Regions from separate parts of the Homo sapiens genome. Here region 1 is linked to region 2. Evidence: chromatin loops called from intact Hi-C (ENCODE). Cell type or tissue: lower leg skin. All regions are shown on one strand. Each heading gives the region's core, and the rest is flanking DNA. Links, peaks and the distances in the headings are about the cores only. Region 1 has its middle 66 kb from the start of SNX19. Region 2 has its middle 7.2 kb from the start of SNX19.

Region 1 (2,926 bases), core at 241-2,740, 59 kb before region 2:
AAGCATTCCATCTATTTTGGCTATTAGGATCTTTGATGATCCTATGAATGCTATCTCTTTCTCTGTTGTATTCTCTAGTTGGTTATTACCATTGATGTCTGTAAGTTGATCTTATAACTTCTAAATTTTTGTTGATTCTCTTTGGCATTCTTCATGCCTAATCATATCATCCACAAATGATGATAGCTTTTTCTTCTTTTCTTCCAACATTCATACTCATTTTTCTTTTACCTGTTTTATTGTGCTGAATAAGACCCCTAGAACTATGTGGAACCTAGGGGTGTTCTGTCACTTGTTAACATAGGTAGAACTAGTGGTAACTAAATTTGCTGATTTCTTTCTCTTCAGATTTGTTAGTAACCAGTTTGTGCATTTTGAAGTTATAAGTTATATTGTTATGTGCATAGATGTTCATAGTCACTATCTTCTTGTCTCTGTCCCTTGTGTTTGGTGGGAAATTTTTTACTAGAGTATATTTTCTCACATATTACAATTGCTAGCCTTGTTTCCATTTGGTATATTTTCACATTTATATTATTTTTATCCCTGTACATCTGACTATTTTAAACTATTTGTTTGAATTATATTTTATAAAGAAAACAACATATTGCCAAATATTATTTTGTTATACAGTAGTCTAAGAATCTATGATTTTTATTGTAACCCTTTACTTTTATTGTAAATACTATGATATTAGAACTTATTTCTGCCATCTTATTTCACATTTTCTATTTGTCATACTAACTTTTTTTTCTCTTTTCTACTTTTCTGTCTTCCACCAGATAAATTTCCTTCTACTGGTTAAAGTTATACACTTAGTATTTTTTCTTTTGATGATTTCTTCTGTTATCAAGGCCTGTATTTGTATTTACTTTTCTTAAAAACTTGTGAAGTGCATCAACAAGAATTTTAAAGTGCATCAACATATCTTCTCTTCAAAAAATGAGAAAGGTAATTTCCAACATACACTCACTTCCCGTTTGTCTCTCTCCAGTGTCCCCTTCCTGTTCCCAGTTCAGTCCATCATCTCCATGGGTGCCATTAACTATTCAAGATCTGGATTTGTGTATGGATCATCCTTTCTTATTTTTTTGCATGTCATGTATTATCATTTTTTGTTGACAAACAGATATTTTAAATAACATAATGTGGAAGTACAGAAATAAGATTCTTTTCTGCTCATGATTTGTTATTTATGCTTGTTGTAGTTGTTTTTGTTTAGGGTTTTCATTTTTTTAACTGATTCTTTAAAGTCTGTATCTGTTGTGCATGGCCACTGCAGTCTATGCTTGGTTAGCTTAGTGGTAAGCTAATGATTGAACAGAGATTTCCTTAAATGCCTGGAACCAATAAATTTTCCAGTCTTTGCCAAGACTGGTATAGGCCCTAAAATTAAGGTCCAACATTATATGTGCCTTGACACCTGGGGAGAAATGGGAGTACCTCAAATAGCCTAACTTCAAGTTCTCCTCCCTATTATGCTCCTATAAATAAGTCCCCTAGCCAAACAATCTTCCTCATTATGGGACCATGTACAGCACCTGTTTATCACTGAGTAGCTGGATTTGGATTCCTACCAGCCTACAGAATTATTCAAGAAACCAGTCATATTCTGAGGGTCACTATGCCCTCATTACTACAAAGCCTGCTTCCACAGTCCCTGCTTGTTCACTCTGATCCCAGTCGTAACCCTTGCAAAGCCCTGTGTGATATGTAATGTTCGCCTCTCTCAGGCTGTGAATAAATATGACTAATAAGCTACCACTAAGCTCATCTGTCCAGTGTCTGGTGCTGTGTGTTCTGCCAGTCACATGACTCTAAGGTCTGAATTCCTCCATCGCTAATGAAATGAAGATGAGGCAGTCAACACATTGATGTGCTCTATGTGCAAGTTGGGGCACACTTTCACACCCAGCCAGACAGCTTACAACTCTGCCTTAGCCTTCACTTCCTGCTTACTCAAAGGTTCAAGGTCAATCAAAGGTGAGAGCTAAGAGATTTCTCCAATCTTTCCTGAGTGTGCACACGGCTCTATGTATGATATATTTAAGATTACTTAAATATATGACAGGATTTCCAAGCTCATGGAATCTCATGCCTTAGCTTTTCCTATTTAGCTTTCTCATTAGTCTGTCATTTACCACAACTGCTATCACGCCTTCAGATAGCCATTATTTTAAGCTGTCTGACAAACACCCCTTTGGGAGAGGCTTTTAGCACTGGGAAAGTTCAAATGAGGTCAGATAAGGACAAGTCTTACAAGTAGCATCTTCCAAGGAACTACTGGACAGATCAGATAATGATTCTTCTTTGAGTATGAGTGTTTGAAAAAGCTCCAGCTCTATTCTGCTCCATCTGGTACTGAAAATAAAAGCTGTTATTTCTCAAGACTGCCTCTGAATGAGGGAGCTGGAGATAAGACTAGGGTAAGTTAGAATACTAGGGTAAGTTAGAAAGCTCACTGTTTTTACTGAGATTCAAAAAGTTGATTCTGATCATTTTTCCAGCTTTTTCATCACTTTTATGGAGAGATAAGCTTTTATTATTCCTTACTTCACCATTTTCACTGATATCATTCTGGCTTTTCTTAATAACTGCTTATTTCTGATTTATGTTTCTAATATCTTTCTTTATATCTTTGAAAACACTTCATATGCTTATTTTAAATTCTTGTTTGATCTACTTCATTAATTATTCCTCTGAAATAAGTATCATACTGTGCATCTTTCTTATTAATCCTTATGCAATTTATATATATAGAACAAGCATGTGAGTCCCTAGTCCCCAATATATGTTCATATTCCCTTGACAGTATTAGTATCCTTGGGTATTCAGAACAAGATACCAGACTTGAAGATGTAATCTGGAATGGGAATGAGTGAAGTCACCAGGGAGAGAGTGTGTAGAGTGATACAAGAAGAGGATT
Region 2 (2,926 bases), core at 124-2,623:
AATGGATTTCTTTTGTGTCTTCCAGAAGCTTGGAAATGCCACTGACCTGGAACTTCTTCAAACCTCTTCAAGGATTGTGGCTCCAAGTGGAGTCAGGGGCTCAGTTTCACCTCCTCCTGCTGGAACAAGGCTCAGAACCTGAATTACAGATCTGATAAGGACGTCTGTCCCTGGGGCCACCCTGCTCCTTTCATCTGCTCTCCACTGACAGTTCTATCCTCATCTCAGAGTTGTTTTCTGTTTCGTTTTGCTCTTATTTAATAGTTTTGTTTTTAGAGTGGGATGGGATAGTGTACCTTGGACTTCTCACCTATTTTGTGTCCTCATTTGAGCCCATTAACTCATCAATAACTGTTTCCTATTCAGTGTCTGGTTGTTCTGCAGAGGGAAGGGCTATTCGAGCATTTAGTATTGTATGCAGCCAGATGAGGAAGTTAAGCCTGGATCTCCTTAACTTGTAGTTCAGTGCTGTTTCCACTTTTGAATGAAATGAAAAAAAATATTGGGAACTATCAAGATTATTATCTTCCTTTTTAGTATCCTCATAATCAAAATATGACCATTCACATAACCCACAGATAGAAAAGAGGTAGTATGAACTGAACCCTGTCCCTTCAAAACTCATATGTTGAAGCCATAGCCCTCAGTATACCTCAGAATGTGGCTCTATTTGGAGATAGGCATGTAAAGAGGTAATTAGGATTAAATAAGGTCTTATGGGTGAGCCCTAATCGAATATGACTGTATCCCTATAAGAAGAGGAAGAGTCACCAGGGATGCGTGTGCACAGAGGGAAGACGCTGAAGAGGTGGCCTTCTGCTAGGCAAGAAGGGAGGCCTCAGGAGAAACCAAATCTGCCAACACCTTGATCTTAGACTTCCAGCCTCCAGAACTGTGAGAAATAAATTTCTGTTGTTTAAACCACCCAGCATGTAGTAGTTTGTTCTGAGCCGTAGCAAACAAGTATGGGAGCTTACTCAGTATTTCTCATGTCTCCCTTATTCCTAGTACGACCTGTTACTCTTGTCTTTTTTTTTTAACCTTTTTTTATTATTTATTTATTTATTTATTTATGTTTGAGACGGACTCTCACTCTGTCGCTATGCTGGAGTGCAGTGGCACGATCTCAGCTCACTGCAACTTCTGCCTCCCAGGTTCAAGCAATTCTCCTGCCTCAGCTTCCCGAGTAGCTGGGACTACAGGCGCGCCACCACACCCAGCTAATTTTTGTATTTTTAGTAGAGACGGGGTTTCACCATGTTGGCCAGGATGGTCTCGATCTCTTGACTTGGTGATCCACCCGCCTCGGCCTCCCAAAGTGCTGGGATTACAGGCGTGAGCCACCGCGCCGGGCCTGTTACTCTTGTCTTTATGGGAAATTCAACCCACCCTTTAAGGCCAGCTCAAAAGTCATCTCTTCTGTGCAACTGTTCCTAATTTTCTGCCTTCCCATATTTTGACATATTTTGATTATAGCACTTTTTACATTGTGTCAATATCCATCTCTTGCATTAGACTGTGAATTCTTTAAGAAGATAAACTATATAAAGACCATGTTTGAATTCCCAATATCTGGCTTAATCCTCGTGGGGTGAATGGATAGACATGGGACTGACAAATGAATAAGTAAGATGCAGTTTCTCCTTAAGATGCCATACTTTCTGCTGCCCTCTGGTGGCTATTTTGCTCCATCACCGCGCCTAAGGCAGGATGTGGAGATGCTCCTGCCAATATCCTAGTTCTTCATGGATGCTTTTAGATGATTCTTTCCCAAATTACACACAATTTCCTTCTTTTCTTTTGGTATCACCATACTTTCTTTACTCCTTGTATTACTCTGTTCTCATATTGCTATAAAGAACTACCTTAGACTGGGTAATTTAAGAAGAAAAGAGATTTAATTGACTCACAGTTCGGCATGGCTGGGGAGGCCTCAGGGAACTTAAAATCATGGCAGAAGGCAAAGGGGAAGGAAGCATATCTTCATAAGACAGCAGGAGAGAGAGAGTAAAGGGGGAGGCACTACACACTTTTAAACAACCAGATCCCACGAGAACTCTATCACGAAACAGCGCTAGGGTGACGGTGCTAACTCATTAGAAACCACCCCCATGATCCAATCACCTCCCACCAGGCCCCACCTCCAAAACTCAGGATCACAGTGCTACATGAGATTTGGGTGGGGACACAGAGCCAAACCATATCACTCCTCGTATTACATCACCTTCCAACTTCCTGGTCATTCTTCTCACTTACTGAGAACATTTGTACCAAGATCCTAGTCCTCTCTACCCTAACATTAGTGACTTCCTTGACCATGTAGATCATCCTTCTCCAAAACATAGACTCAAAATGTCTCCTTCAACCCTAGCCCTAGGTTATCCAGACCCTATTTCAGAAACTCATCTGGCCACACCCAGACTTTATTACCACAAAAACATTTTCATCTTTAGGCATGTAGCCTCTGTAGTAGGTCACATAATGCCCCCTTCCACCAAAATATGTTCACATCTGGACCCCCAGAACCTGTGGGTATGTTGTTTTACTTGGTAAAAGAAACAAAAGATAAGACTAAGTTAAGGGTCTTGAGATGGGAAGTTTCTCCTAGATAACTGCGGAGGCTCAAAGTAATCACAGGGCCATTTTAAGAAGAAGGCAGACCATCCTGGCCAACATGGTGAAACCCCATCTCTACTAAAAATGCAAAAATTAGCTGGGTGTGGTGGCACACGCCTGTAATCCCAGCTACTTGGGAGGCTGAGGCAGGAGAATCACTTGAACCCAGGAGGTGGAGGTTGCAGTGAGCCGAGATCGCCCCACTGCACTCCAGCCTGGTGACAGAGAGAGACTCCATCAAAAAAAAAAAAAAAAGGCAGGAGGGTCAAGGTGGGAGAAAGAGATGTGACCACAGAAGCAGAGGTTGGAG

The links. A loop is a pair of places that touch in the nucleus more often than their neighbours do. Peaks named below come from ENCODE experiments on the same cell type or tissue, not always from the same donor. Only the 100,000 strongest peaks of a DNase experiment are listed, where the experiment ranks them.
Region 1: it touches region 2 in a loop (5-fold over the local background); 31 of 110 quality-filtered maps call a loop at or near these places.

The regions. Positions count from the first base shown.
Region 1 is chr11:130,980,972-130,983,897 of GRCh38, reverse strand. No RefSeq gene overlaps it. Among named protein-coding and RNA genes, the nearest start is that of SNX19, 66 kb to the right of the region's middle. In lower leg skin, for the core only: no CTCF peak of the experiment used is centred there; no DNase peak of the experiment used is centred there.
Region 2 is chr11:130,922,232-130,925,157 of GRCh38, reverse strand. No RefSeq gene overlaps it. Among named protein-coding and RNA genes, the nearest start is that of SNX19, 7.2 kb to the right of the region's middle. In lower leg skin, for the core only: no CTCF peak of the experiment used is centred there; a DNase peak (open chromatin) is centred at 1,680.